Linked DNA regions of Mus musculus: region 1 is linked to region 2. Evidence: chromatin loops called from intact Hi-C (ENCODE). Cell type or tissue: gastrocnemius. All regions are shown on one strand.

Region 1 (8,000 bases), 63 kb before region 2:
AGTAATAAGGTCAAGCAGTACAATAAACACAAATAGTCAAGGAACAAGCAAGGCAATAAACAAAGTCCCGTGATCACTGTTCCGAAGGGATTATCAGGATGACCAAGATATCTGAGCCTACTTCCCTGTCCTAGCCCAAATTCATATTCTTACATGAGGCCTACTTCTTTGTTCTGGCCTAAAATTAGATTCTTGCCTGAACTTACTTCCTCGTCATGGCCCATGTCAAATTTCTATCTGAAGCCCACTTCCTTGTCCTGGCCCAATGTCAGATTCCTGCCAAGTGGCCCCCAAAAGATCTCCACAGAAAATGATATAGCAAATCTAAAACTAAAAATTAATGGATAAAGAGATTGTGGATCAAGCTAAGGTTTCAATTTTGGAGAACGTTAAATCTCTGAGAGATGTATTTCAGCGAAGCCTTCAAGCTCATCTAAGAACCCTGTTAATTCTTGGCTGAGCAGACATGTGACCGCAGGCAGGACGTGGTGTCTTTATGTTATGCTTGCAGTAGAGAAAATCAAGCAGCAACTAGACTTACTCTATAGGACCTTCCCATCTCTCTGGTACTAGACACATCAGGAACCTATGAATGTAGAAGAAAAGGTTAGGTCAATCCTGGAATGAAGAAAACAGCCCAGAACAAGTTGAAAACAAACCATTTTGTTGGGAGGAGAGAGGTGTAAATAGAAGTTGGCACATAATGAAGCTTGCAACATGTTCCCCAGCAGAGCTCCCTCCCAGAATCCAGGCAGCTAATGGACACCTTCTAGAAGGGTAAGAGAAATGGGTTTCCTTCAAAATAAGAGAGACAACTTGACACCAGGAGTACCTTAAAGCCATGGACTGACCAGAGCTTCTCAAAACAAAGGGCATACTCAAGGTTACATTCCTAGCCTTGGATCTGCTGTCTGGTTATTTATATTTACAGGTAAGTATGAATATAAATATTGTACAGAGAAGAATGTTTAAAAATATTACCTGGGAACAGTATGGCACTGCAGTTGTAACACAAGTGTCATAGACCTATGCTTGTCTTCAGGGAGCCTGAAACAAGAGCAAAGTTTTAAGGTTAAAGTGAAGATTACATAAGCTATTTTGCACACAGTGCTCTCTGGTGACAAGGATCAATTACAAGGGTCAGATCTGTCCACTTTTAACCAGGAGATGTAGGGGAATATCCTTTGAGAAGCTGGGTGGTGGTTGTTGTATTGTTGTTTTGTTGTTGTTTGTTCTTCAGTGCTGGGGATCCAACACTGAGCCTTGACCTTGCTAGCCAAGTGCTCTGTGATGGAGCTCCACCCCTTTTAAGGCAGGATCTTACTGACCTGCCCATTCTGCCTTCAGACTTCCAGTTCTTCTGCCTCAGCCTCCTAAGGAGCTGGCATCACAGGCACGTGCCACCACACAGCCAGAAATATTTTTATGTAAGGTTGTGGGGTCTTCTGTGCAATGTTATGGTTCTGGCAAACTGTTTTGTGGTAGATACTATTCTTAGGCAGTCATGTGCAACATCTTCCTTTATAGCCTTCTGGAAGTATTATTTCTTTTAGTTAGAGTTGACATAAGTAACTCCATTTTGATCCTGACAACATTTATATGAGAAGCCAAGACATAGAACAGCTGATTGCTCTAATTTAAACATGTGACTACTTTCTCAAATAAACAAACAAACAAACAAATAAATACTTAACTCATAATCTGTCCTCTGATCTCACCATACATGCCATAGCACACATACAGGTAAATAGATGTAGTAGAAACATTTTAAGAAAATATATAGTACAAATAAAGCAACAAGAAATCATACTAAAAATAAAACGCAGCACAGTAGTCCCTCCCCCAAAGCACTGGAGAGTAAATTGACACTTTTGGAATTAAAAATACCATCATAGAAATGAAAGACTCTACAAAAGAACTGTAGGATTAAGTTGAGAAAGTGAACTCAAAAGCAAGAAAAGAACAACAAAAATGGAGGTCTGTTCCACGATGTCGGATGCCTACATCAATTCCAGAGAAAACAGGGAAGGAGAAGTACAATAAGAAGCAACTAACATCAAGGAAATAATAATAATAATAAATAATAATAATAGCAATACTTTCTCCTCTTCATCTCCCTCCTCCTCCTCCTTTCTTCTTCTTCTTTAGATTAGAAGAAAATGATGTGAATTTTCAGATGGAATGGACCCACTCAGTGTACTCAGAACAGATCTGATATAATATTACCATGATGAAACAAAATTTCAGATCACAGAGTAGGATGGAAATATGATGCTTAACATGAAGAGAATGGGGATGGAAATTCTGAGACCACAAAATGGACCACACAAGCCATGATAAGTCAGGTTCCTTTATTTGTCTTCACTAAGCCAGTTAAACATTAACAAAAAGCAGAAAAAGATTTACTCAGTGTGGCCACTTTGGGAAAAAAAAAACAAAGAAATTCAATGATATTCCCACAAATCATCTTCAGGACCCTGGAATGAGGTTTATGTTTAAGCAGAGGGCTAGAGATGTGCACAGCTAACGTGTGGTCCCGTGATGTCCATGGCCCATCATTGTCTGGACTCCAGTAGTTTCTACAAGATGGTCTGACAAGTTGTAAATCTCTTTCGAGGTGACAAATCCCACTACAGACTGGCCCAGTTGTCAGCCTTTTTCTTTTCTCAGCATGAAATTCTTACAGAATTCCAATTTCTTGGGGTGTATTGTTTTAATAGTCTGGTAGCCAAATGGAGAGCTAAACTGTCCCTGGAATATTCTCATTCTTTCCAGGCATGCTAGTCACAAAGAGTCACTAAACTAAATGGCAGTTAGGCATCATACAGGTCCTAGAAAAAGAATTAGATAACTAAGGGTAAATCATTAGTGCTAGCTGGAGACTAAGTAAATGTTCTTAGACAATTACACTTAAAGTATAACTTGGATTTTTGTTTTGTTTTGTTTTTGAGACAGGGTTTCTCTTTGTAGTCCTAGCTGTCCTGGAACTCACTCTGTAGACCAGGCTGGCCTCGAACTCAGAAATCTGCCTGCCTCTGCCTCCCAAGTACTGGGATTAAAGGCGTGTGCCACCACTGACCAGCTAACTTGGATGTTTTTAAGCTTCAATAAAATATACTTCCTTCATAATACCTCTGCTTTTGCTCTTTTTATGTGGCCTACTCTAATTTTACTATCCAGATAAAAATAGTACATAAAGAAAGGGTTTTGATGTTATTCAACATCATTCATACACACACACATATGTATATCACATATATACATATATATCCACTACTATATATGTATATATGTGTGTTAGAGATATGATATGTAAAATATATAATATTATATATATTATAGGAAAATATATATATATATTATAGGAAAAATATATATCAGAAAAAAGCTTGGGTATGGTGACTCACACATCAAATCCTAGCACTTGGGAGATCAAGACTGAAGGGCTTCCTGGAGTCTCAGGCTTTCCTGGACTTCACAGTATTAGGTCATCGGGGCTACAAAGTAACAATCTGCCTCACAATAAAATAACAACAGAAAGAACGACCAAGCACAAACACAATGAAAACTAGAAACAGTATAACTACAGCAGCACTTAACTTTCCCAGCAGAGGACTGTGCTGTACATCACCCCAAATAATACAGAAAACAAAGCAGTTTTTGCTTAACACACAGAAATAACACATTAATTCTCTTGAAGAATATTTTCCCCACTGGGTCTTATCAGTACATACCTAACCTTACTTGGATAAAACAGCCCTCCAATCCATTGATGAGTTTTTGATACATTTTGCAAAGACAGAATATATCGTTGAAAGAACAGTAATCATTAACTTACAGCCCAGCTCTGGGTGTGACCTTGTCACACAGTGAGGAACTGTGCAACTGAGATGTAGAATTGGGTCCAACATAATTGACCTGATTAAGCACCCACTCTAGGCTTTACCTGTGTGTGCTTTGCCATTGAAAAAACATGGTTGTCTGTGCTGTTGGCAAAGATGGCTCTATCCAGTTTTGCTGGATGAAACCACAATCTATTGCCACATATTGGGTCGTCTGTACATTTACATAACCTGTCTGGCCTCTGGAGGCATTGGAGTCTGACTCCAGAAATTGCTATAAATAAGCATGTGAAGAATCCACCAGGGGTCAGCACACCAAGCGTGATCATCTCAATGCTCCTATGAATTGAACCGGGGTGGGGAGGGGATCCAAATACATTTAAAAATTGTAATAACTAAAAAAAAAAATCATCCCCCATTTCAAGTAAGCTTGCTTGGACTGCTTTGGTCCTTCCTCCAAGGACCAGAGACTCAACAGTCCCTAAGTCTGATTTCGATACTAAGTGAATCTTATCAGCTCTCCTTTCACTTCTATTGTGAAAGCCCAGTAAAGACAGGCTATCAAAAAGAGATGTGTGAAGAGACAATCTGTTTAAAAAACAAAATAAATGGCCTTGTGGGCCAGGAGGTGACCAGCAATGCACTGTTAAATGCAGTGTCCCTGTCCTCTCCCAAGGACCTATCCTGAAGTTATTAAAGAATATTCCTCATTAGTAAGAGGAGAGAGCCAGAACACAAAACAATGAGCAGAAGCCCAGGACCTCATGAAATATAAGCTAACATTTACAAACTGCTGGCTGTAAAACAACAGGGAAAAAAAAAACAGCCTTAAATTTTGTTCTGCTTCCATAAGTTTGAAACTAACCTAGTGATGGGTAAATTGAACGGGCAATGTGGATGGTGTTTAAGGGGTGCTAAGGGTTCGTTTGCTATTGTTCAAGACAAAGTTATTAGACATTTCAGATTCATTGGATTCAATGTATGGTCTAATATGTACATCACATAAGTAAATATAAGCAGTCCAAGAATAAAAGCATCGTCTGTACAGTAAGTAACTGAAAGAGAACACACAGTTTTACAGTCTGGCGGACTCTAGGAGAGGGGAAACAGGAGAATCCAGAGAAAACAAAAGACAATCACCAGAAGGTCAAAACAAGGGAGAGATGGATGCTTGCAGCCCATCATTGGACTGAGTGCAGGGTATCCAATAGAGGAGCTAGAGAAAGGCCCGAAGGAGATGAAGGGGATTGCAACCCCACAGGAAGAACAACAATATCAACCAACTAGACCCCCAGGAGCTTCCAGGGACTAAGCTATTGACAAAGGAGTACACATGGGTCCAGCTGCATATATTGCAGAGGATGGCCTTCTTATGCATCAATGGAAAGAGAGGTACTTGGTCGTATGAAGGCTCCAGTAACCATGAGCTGAGGATATAACTAGTTCACCATAAAGGAAGAAGTATGAGAATATAGGATCAAAAAATTGTTTCAAATCTTGGCATGATTTAGTGCATTCAGCTCAGAATGCTATATTGTCATAACCTGGGTGACTTACAAATGATAACATTTGTTCATGGCTGTGGAGGCTTAAAATCTACAGGTCAGAGCACCACCAGAGTTATGTTTTATGGGGTTCTCTTTCTGCCTCACAGAGTCTCCTGACTGTGCCTAAAGCAACGGACCAAAGTGTATGGTCTCTGTAAAAGATTGAAATTGTAGCTTCAAGAACCCATCACCTCCAAAGTGTCCCCCTTCCTATCACTGTTACAGTAGTATTGGAGACACGGCTGTAGTAGTAAGGGAAATACGATATTCAGGTCACAACATTTAGTTTTCTCTTCTCGATTTCTTGTTTTTTTCTTTTTTAAAAGATTTATTTATTTTTTATGTATATCAGTGCTCTAGCACAATTTGTATGTATACTTGTGTGCCAGAAGAGGGCATCAGATCTCGTTATAGATGGTTGTGAGCCACCTTGTAGTTACTGGGGATTGAACGCAGGACCTCTAGAAGAGCAGACAATCCTCTTAACTGCTGAGCCATCTCTCCAAGCCCAGCAAATAGTTTCCTTTTACAAGATACACATAATGTTAAGTCACCAAGATAAATTAAAACAGTAGGTTTGGACACTTGTGCCTTGAAAACAATTAAATAACAATCCTAAAATGATAGACTAGCAATATCAAGTTCAGATAACACTGTAACTTAGGGGGAAACATACATTTGAAAAAGATAAATAAAGGAGACATTTAGTGCTTGTGAATTCATCTAAAAATTATCTTTGGGCTGGCTCTTGTAGGGGACCTACTCAGTTGCTCACACCTATTGAATTCCAGTTCAGGGGATCTGATGAGCTCTTCTGGCCTCATCCAGGAGCCAGGCATGGTGCACAGACATACATGCAGACAAAACACCCATATACATAAAATATAAGAACTTAAACAAAGGAAGGATCCGAAAGGAATAAAATATTGTATATGTGTTTGGGGTGTCTCTGCAAATACCATGGCCAACAGAATGTTCATGACAAGAAGGAAATCCAGTTCGACACAACTCAGTAGCCAGTATTAGTTCAAACGTTTAGAGTGTGGTCCCAGGAAGTTGATTTTAGGCATATGGAAGCACAGCAAATTTAGAAAAAAAGTTTCCCGGTGATAATGAACTCAATTCCGTGTGCACGACAAAGCTTAAGGTATGACTACATCAAAACACTTTGCAAAGTACAGGTGACCTCTTCCATAAGGATAGATTTTATAGCTTGACTACACATGACCTCTGACAGGTCTGGGGATAGAATTGGTCTGCTCTCTGTCATACAGATAGCACGGAGGTCCCGGGCTATTAACCACATCCATTCCCAGCCTCCAGAGTAGAAAATGGCGGTTATAGATATGAGTCATTACACTTAGCTTTGTGGAGATTTTAAAAAGCACACACAAACAACTAAAACTTTGCTGAAATAATTATTTTTCTAAAAAAATATATAAAAACTATGAACCTTCCAAATACCAAAACGACAAAGATTCTCATAAAAATGACAATCATGAAAGAAACAGTGTCAGGAGTCAGAAGGTCCCGTTGGCCTCTCACCACTCACAGGACACCAGATCAGATCATTTTACTTACAAAGATCATATATCTATTTCAAACCACTCCACAGAGAGAATGGGGAAGCTGCCCGGCTAATTCTCTAAGGCTAATATAGCCTTGATACTCAGGTGTGAAATGGTAGACAAGAAAGTCTTAGGCAAATTACATGGATGATTTATATGCAAATATTCTAACTAAAGTACTAGCAAGTAGAACTCAGCAAAGTGTCTGTTTAGGAGGCCACATGAAGATTTTAACGCCTTTTTGAACCTCACTTCAAAGCTACACGTCTGTGATTCGGCATAGGATTTGCCTACAGCTGTAAAAACAAGAACCACCTTCTAGAAATTAAAAGCGCACATATTTTATTAGCTTCTCTAAAAATTACTACTACAATTTGTGCTTTTTTTTTTTTTTTTGCCTGGGCTAAGTAGTCAAGATTCCTGTATCCTTTTCCCAAGGGCTGGGATCATAGGAATATATCACCATTCTCAGTTTATCTAGGGCTTCCTGCAAGTTAGCCAACCCTCTACCCACTGAGTTATACCCCAACCCCTAAATTCTTAACATGCTCAAGAGAATCATTTTATTTTGAGATAACTATAGAGTCTCAAAAGAAATAGTATATATATGAGATAATCACAGGTCCGTTTACACAGTTTCCTCCTTGGATAGCATATTGTTAACTGACATGCTACAGTATCATAATTAGACCTCCACACTGATGCTGCTAACACTATAGGGGCCCTACAGTTCATTCTTTTAAAGCCCAGGTTTGTGTTTGTTTGTTTGTTTGTTTTTGCTTTTTAAATCCTGTTTTACTATGGAAACTTTGACTGAGTGCACAGTGGAAAGTGTTGGGCTTAGTCTTCAGTTGAAGGGAGAAAAAAAAAAAAAAAAAGCCCTGTTCACAGTACTTTAAGCTGGGCCAGCCTTTGTAAAGAAAGCCATGTTCACCTAGAACTGGGCAAGCATTAGATCGGTAACCTGATATATGATTGGCTTCTGGAAGCCTTACAAACGTCCTATCACGAGTGGTCTGGCTGCCCTTTCTGGGTAAAGGGTT
Region 2 (8,000 bases):
TTTGTTACGTATTTTCCTCAATTACATTTCCAATGCTATCCCAAAAGTCCCCCATACCCCCCCCCCCCCACTTCCCTACCCACCCATTCCCATTTTTTTTTTTTGGCCCTGGCGTTCCCCTGCACTGGGGCATATAAAGTTTGTGTGTCCAATGGGCCTCTCTTTCCAGTGATGGCTGACTAGGCCATCTTTTGATACATATGTAGCTAGAGTCAAGAGCTCCGGGGTACTGGTTAGTTCATAATGTTGTTCCACCTATAGGGTTGCAGATCCCTTTAGCTCCTTGGGTACTTTCTCTAGCTCCTTCATTGGGAGCCCTGTGATCCATCCAATAGCTGACTGTGAGCATCTACTTCTGTGTTTGCTAGGCCCCGGCATAGTCTCACAAGAGACAGCTATATCTGGGTGACCAAGGCAACTCTTAGAAGGACAACACTTAATTGGGGCTGGCTTACAGGTTCAGAGGTTCAGTCCAGTATCATCAAGGCAGGAGCTTGGCAGTGTCCAGGCAGGCACGGTGCAGGAGGAACGGAGAGTTCTACATCCCCATTTGAAGGTCACTAGGTGAAGACTGGCTAAAGGGGAGCTAGAAGGAGGGTCCGAAAGCCTACACCTATAGTGACACACTCCCACAACAAGGCCACACCTACTCCAACAAGGCCACACCCACTCCAACGAGGCCACACCTTTTCCAACAAGGCCACACCTCCTAATAGTGCTGCTCCCAGGACCAAGCATATTCAAACCACTACACCTGCCAAAGTTCAATTAGGACTACCTCTGACTCTACACATACCACTACACGCTTGCCTTCTAAATGTCCTTCACCAGAGAACAGACAGGATTCAACAAGCTCGGTCTTTGGGAATCGATGTCTTCTGTTGCTGGCCCTGTCATGCTCTACCATTCCTGATTAGGTGATGGACTGCTGAAGGAGATTCCCCGGCACCCCTGCAGGTTCATGAGCATCAGCTCTTTCAGAACTCTGCCCACTGCTGTTTACAGGGCCCCATTAGGTCTAGAGATTCGAGAGTTTACCATGTCTTGATGACTTAAATCAAAGCGGCTTGAGACTTGGAGGTGGTGGTGGGATCGCTCGGTATCTGAAGTGTTTGACACAAGGATGAAGTTCCGAACCAAAGGTCGGCATGATGGTGTGCACCTGTAATTTCAGTACTGGGGAGGTTGAATCAGGATTCCTGAAGCTTGTTGGCTAGCCAATCTAGCTGAAATGGTGAGGTCTGGGTTCTGTGTGAGACTTTGCCTCAAAAAGTAAGGTGGAGAATGGTAGAGGAAGATGCCCAACCTTAAACTCTAGCATGCAAGCACACACATGCACTGGAGTCACACATCCATACAGCACACAGAAATGGAGGTAAAGCGGTTTGCAAATGCTTACTTAACTTGATCTTTGCAGAGAAAATAAATTTCATTCGAATCTCTAAACCACAAAGACCCATTTGGAACTGGATATATATATATATGGCTCCCGGTAATAAAATTTGAGGTATATGCAAGCCAGTTTTGTGGTTTATTTATTTATTTTTCCCATTCACACCAGTATGTCTGGCAGAAACTTTAGGTGAGTGGAGACACACCTGAGACACACCTGAAACACAGCAGGGATGAAAACCTGTTTAAAAGGGTCACTTATTTCCAATGACAGCCCTTCATCAGACACAATCCGAAGGCCTCAGAGAGATAGCAAACTTATCTACTGCCTTGTCTAAATATAATTACAGGCATGGCGGGATGCAAGCATCCTTTCTGCTGTGTTCTACTCAAAACCAGCATCGTTTCTGCCACATGGATGAACACCTACCTGCCTGAAAACTAAGAAAGACAGCACAGAAGATGGGAAATCGAACAGGATCACGCCTGTCAGTGCACAACAAACCATTAGAGAATTCAGTGCACAGCAAACTATTAGAGAATTCAGTGCACAGCAAACTATTAGAGAATTCCGGCAAGATTGGTATCTGGTGGAAAATTAACGTTAATATATTCTTCCTATTCATCACAAATTCACTCTTAAGTGGGAGAAATGGCAGCTCATGGTGGCAATCAAATTACATAACAAAAGGATAAGAAAACTCCCTGAGTACTTTTCCTAATTTCCGCTATGAGCTGAGTTGCGTGTCCTGGAAACATTCCACTATCCCAAGGCCAGGTTAGTTGGCAACAAGACACAAGGGGCCTAAGATGTGATTGTGTGTTACAAACATAAACTTCATCATTTCTCTCTCAGGAGGAGAGGCTGTTGGCAGGCAACCCTCATAGATTCAGTCGCAGCAGGGCTATCTTCTCAAGCGGCAAACGGCATTACCTAAGTTAATGATGAAAGGGTTAATTACTTCAGAAAGAACAATATTCAAGTCTTTGCAGACAATGAAATTAATATTGAAAGACTTACTTGTCAATGGTAAAGAAACAGGAAAAAACGAGGGAAAAATAACTGTGTTAGATGTCTACCAGCAGTAGAGAGAATTCTTCCTTAAAGTGACTCTTCTCAGACCTTCTGCACCAACCACAGCCTCTTCTGTAATATACTGTATTACTGTGGAACATGTAGTTGATTCTTAAAAGTGGTGACAAGACCACCAAGGCCAAAGATTATTGTTTTAATACTAGTATATTTCTCTGCGGTGGTTTCAGTATGGTAAGTACCCCCACAGTCTCATGTGTTGGCTGTGTAGACCCCAACATGGACAAGAGGGGAACAAGGCCACTGTATCAGGTCTTTACAACCCCAATTATATGAAGTCCTTTGTTACAAAGAAGCCAATGCCAGACTCGTCACTTCTGGCATAATACCAAGATTATGACTTATTACTGGGGTTGTCAAAGTCAACATAGCCTGATATCAGGACAATGACCAACCTAGGGGTTAATCCAGTGATAGTTGCCTAAAGTAACAAGATTATTCTGATATATATATATATACACATATATATATATACATATACATGTATATATGTATATATATATGAACAAGAATCTTGTAAAATGGTAGAAGTAGGTCCTATTCTAAGACGCAAGGGCTTGCTTACACTGAGGAGTTGGTTAGATTTCTAGTATCAGTCATGATTTCCTTCCTATTGGCTTTAAGTCCAATTAGACAGCTTTTGACTGTTTCCAAGATATGTGCCACTTGGGGTATGTCTTGCCGTACTGGCTATTGTTGTGGTTCATGGGCATCAGAGCTGGACAGACCTATTGACAGCTTACATAGCACCTGCTGGCATTATGAGAGTTATGCTGCAGGAAGCGAGCTTTCAAGTTAGATCTGGATGGAATATTCAGAGTCCTATATCTGAAGTGTTGGTGTCTTCGGCAACAGGGAAGTACCTTCAACCTCTGAGAGGCAACCGAGGGCAAGAGCAACTGCCTATATTTCTTTGGGAGTCACTTGGACTGTCCTAACCAACAACTCAAACAGAAGTTCCTCACATCCAGTCCAGGGGGGGTTGTTCGTCTATATTGGGTCTCAGAGAAATGACAGGAAAGTTACACTCTTGGTACCTCAACGATATACCAGGCTGCTGAAAGAAGACCTGGACAATGAAAAACGGCAGATAGACATGATTTCATGGAAGGAGGGGACCTGGTGGGGGGGGGGGCGTCAAATGACTATAGGCAGCTACAAAGAGGGATGACTGGTTCTTAACAGGGTGAGTTCCCTGGTTATCCAATACAAAATGATTACTGAAATCATATAAACACAAGCTATACTAAGTGGACTCAGCAGGTGTCATTCATATATCCAAGCATATATGTAACAACAACAACAACAACAACAACAACAGAAAAGAAGGCCATCAATGTGAGGTATTGGAGGAGTGAGGAGAGAGGGAATTGATGTAATTTTTATATTTAGATTAAAGCATTAAAAAAAAAATCAAGAATCCATGGACTTCCTGTAGAGCAGAGTTCAGAAAATACTAATTCAGCGGATTCTATTTCGTTGAAAAATGTCTTGACCTTTCCAGGGAAAAGGTGTTAAAGTCAGCAGGACACATTCTCTCTTTTTCATTCTGTAGTCACAGGTGCCTGGAGAGCTGTGCGCAGCATTTGTAGTAAATGAGCGGGATCCTATCGCCACCTTGTGGGAAGAAATGGAAGTGTTTTCATTCTGAGATTGGATGTAATTATGGATTCCTTTTTGTTTGCTTTTGACTCGTTCTTTTTTTGGGGGGTGCTTTGCTTTTTACGCATATTTATAAAAACTTTTGAAAATTACAAAACACAAATTTAATTTTCCAAAGGGCAAAGAAAGGATCTATCCAGAGCCGTTAAAAGCTGAGGTTTCTCCAGCCCACGTCTATTCCCAGGTGGGCTAAATTCAGTAGCTTCCGTCTCTCTACCAAAATTAGCTAGGGTAGATGGACTAGGAAGGACTCAGGCTGTTAAGGCCTCTGTGATAAGATATCATTTCCCAGATAAATATTTTAAATTCCTTTGTGTTAACTGTCAAGAGGACAGCATAGGTACCTCTAATTTTGCCGCAGCGAATTTGGGACAGGGCCGAAGAGATCATTATGAAATCGGGCTGCCTACTTTGAAAACTTTGTCTAGAGAGAACACTCCCAACCATTGGAAATACAAACAAAGGCTGATTTTAAAAACACCCACAAATTTTCATTGATCTAAACTAATGTAAACATTTTAAAGCTCTTCATTTTAAAGATTAATTTTATTCTACGTGGCTACATAAAGCTGCTTTCATGCAAATGTGTAATATTCTTTGAGTACATTCTCACTTTTTCTTTTCGTCATAAAGTATCTTTGATTCCCAAAACAGGAAAATCCAAGATTATAAGGTTTACTAACCTCTATGCAACTCTCACGGAAGGTTTTAACTTTTAAATTTCGTTTTATATTTTCAGTTCTTTGTGTGTGTCTCTGTTGGTACATGCACATAGATGCAATATCTATAGAGGCCAGAAGAGGGCGACAGATCCTCTGGAGCGGAGTCCCAGGCAGTTATGAGCAGCTGATTTTGGATCCTGTGAGCATCAGGGGCTCTCAATCACCGGCCCTTCTCTCCAGTTCCTGATTGGTTTCTGTCACTAGTTGTGGCATCGCCTCCGTAATGACAACATACTTTAAAGGCTTCCATGACAATATTTTGCTAATAGGTTGTCCTTATAATATTCTTGATCTTTTGCAGTTCCTATTTTGACCTTTTTGTCACCGTCATCTTCAGCACCCATGACATCTCCCCGTTTAGAATTAGCGTACCGAATAGTGAGTTCCATTGTAAGATTTCATACATATAAGGCGCTTTGATACTTGATAGCCCACACCCTCTCCTGTCATCTCCCTCCCTTCTACAGCTCTTCATCCATTTTCATGTACTTTATGAAAAGTTCATATTCAACATAGGAGTAAATAAATTTTGTCTTGTTTGAATCTGGTTTAATCCAGGTTCATTCATTATCTAGCAAAGGACCTGGTTTCAGCCTTCTTAATGGGTAGACACTCTCTCTCTCTCTCTCTCTCTCTCTCTCTCTCTCTCTCTCTCTGTGTGTGTGTGTGTGTGTGTGTGTGTGTGTGTGTGTGTGTGTTACATTTGATGTTTGAAATGCCCCATGGTAGTACAATGGGGTGAAGAAAACCCACAGATCAGGCAATGGCTTGCTTATATTTTTAAAATGTTCAGGTTGTAGTTTTTCGAGAAGAAACTCTTGTGTGCTGTGGGTTCTGTCCTTTTCCAGCATCACCTTTGTTTTCCACGCTTTCCCTGGCTTCTTCCCGGGGGTGGCATGCTCTGCCTGTCCCTCTGTTATTCACTCAGCCACACGTGGTGTTAGGCGGGATCCTCTGCACCCTGTACTCCTGCACTCCTGCGTGTGCTCCGGCCGAAAGCTTCCCGTGCACACAGGGTCCTAGCCTGGCCCGTGGACGCTTCATCAATTCATGCTGTGCCTTGCCAGCTCCCCCGGAGGTGCCATTTCCCGTCATTTTCTTCATTTACTCAGCCCATTTCAAGGCTTAAAAAGAGCTAAGGCTCTATAATCATTCAGTTAGTAAAAATTCCCAAACAGGCTAATTGTTGGGTTAGGTCACATCCGCTCCAGCTATGTTGTTAGTTGTCCATCTGTCTGTGTGTACAATTTGTTATAGGGACCTTCAGTGCCACCTGCTAAAGTGCAGTCTTTCTTAACGGTAGCCACATCTTTATTTTTTGACCAACTCAAGTATGCACCCCTCATTGTGAGAAAAAAAACTAATAAGTACCAGTAATATGCCTTGCTTATAATAACAACACATTTCTTTCCATTGGGATATCTCATAAACAACGAGGAATCCTGGGAGCACGGTGGTCCTGCCTTTCCAGAGATTGAAGATGACATTGTTGCCCAGAGAGCATGGCGGTCCAGGAGCATGTCCCGAGGGAAATACCCTGAGCACTTGGGGCGGGCTGCTTGATCACAGGACACAGATTCCTGAGGACACAGATGGGCATGTGGGGTACTTTTTCTCACCATTGTGGCTAAATGCCTCATATTAATCAATTTAAGGAACAAAGAATCTCTTCTGGCTTAGAGTTTGAGAGGGATGCTGTTCATTGTGGCAGGGGAGTTGTGATAGGGTGAGGGTGCGAGGGTGGAGCCAGAGGTAGCTGGTTATATCACATGTACAGTGAGGAACCAGAAGAGAGATTAGTGCTGGTGTTTAGCTGGATGCTCTTTCCCCTTTTATTCAGTCTGGAATGGCAGCCCAGGAAATGACCTGCAGAGAGAGAGAGAGAGAGAGAGAGAGAGAGAGAGAGAGAGAGAGAGAGAGAGAGAGAGAGAGAGTTTTACAGTCTGTTAAATCTTTTCTGGAAGCATCCTTACACACATTTTCCAAGATGATCCTAATGCCCTAGTTATTTCTTAATCCAATCAAAACCAGCCATCACTCTGGCCACCTGTGACATTGATGGGGTTTTAAAATTTCTCCAAATAAAACATATTCTTCCTGCTCTTAAGCTATATATAGTCTTAGGGTCAAAACAGAGACGTAAAGTGACGTGCACCCTGTGTTAGAATTCTTTTCTGTTAAGCTGGAATTTAACTCTTGAAATGAAAGAAATTTAAACTCTGAAAATAACCCGCCACTCGGCGGCAGTAGTGACCGTTCTATTAAATGCGGTCTGTCACTGTGATGTGTCCTGTGGGCTTTTGACTGATGACGTGAGAATAGAAGAAAGATTTGTTCCTTCTGGAAGGTTTTCCTCCTTTCCCTCACCATTATTACATATTCAATAAAGGGAAATCATGGTAAAAAAAAAAAACCTCACTTACAATTAAGTATGATTATATGAAATTGAACAAATAAAGTAGATCATAAAGTGCTCATGGAAGGTGGACAATTATTAAAATTGTATTCAAAGGCTTCTAATCTCACTTTCACAAGGGAACAAATTGCCAGTGTAAGGCTGAAAATGTGATTCGTGTCAGTGACATGTGTCTTCATTATGAGTCATAACTCCTGCTACTGTTTAGCAGTGAGAAACTATTACTAACTTAAGCTAATAGAAAAGGCCTCTCTCCCTTCAGAAAGGATGTGACTTTGGAACAAGAAGTCACTAACTCTTCCATGATGTGGTGACAACCCGGGGATTTGACCAGCTCAGTATCTCCTCCTTGGAAATGTTGATCGGCACATGGGTGTCACTGAGACCTTGATATTCAACACAAGTGTCAAGAGTCAGGTTTCTATTGTATCGTTCTTGAATAAGCTCGTGTCGATGAAATGGACATGGTGAGTTCTTGGAGCGGGGACTGTGATGGTTGGATGTAAAATGTCTCATGCAGGCTCCTCTGTTTAAACACTTGGTGGCTTCACTGTTAGGAGAGGTTGTGGAGATGTTGGAAGGTGGGGTCTTGCTGTAGGAATTGGATCTCCGGGGAGTGGGAGGGCCTAGAGGGCCAACCTTCAGTCTTACCTTCTGTCCTGCATCACTGATAACCGTCTTCTTTAAAATACTCACAGGGGAAAGGAATCTCAGC

The links. A loop is a pair of places that touch in the nucleus more often than their neighbours do. Peaks named below come from ENCODE experiments on the same cell type or tissue, not always from the same donor. Only the 100,000 strongest peaks of a DNase experiment are listed, where the experiment ranks them.
Region 1: a loop joins it to region 2, with 7 times the contacts of the local background. A loop is called at or near these places in 10 of 42 quality-filtered maps.

Annotation. Positions count from the first base shown.
Region 1 is chr1:80,240,433-80,248,432 of GRCm38, reverse strand. It overlaps Gm34098 (a long non-coding RNA gene), which reads right to left. Exons shown (of 3, transcript XR_373579.3): 2 at 982-1,047; 3 at 1-586. Among named protein-coding and RNA genes, the nearest start is that of Gm34098, 8.1 kb to the right of the region's middle. In gastrocnemius, a CTCF peak has its summit at 4,135 (motif pointing right); no DNase peak of the experiment used is centred here; H3K27ac peaks cover 2,458 bases.
Region 2 is chr1:80,177,308-80,185,307 of GRCm38, reverse strand. No RefSeq gene overlaps it. Among named protein-coding and RNA genes, the nearest start is that of 2310015K22Rik, 27 kb to the left of the region's middle. In gastrocnemius, CTCF peaks have their summits at 4,111 (motif pointing left), 4,944 (motif pointing right) and 7,108; DNase peaks (open chromatin) are centred at 4,099, 4,969 and 7,118.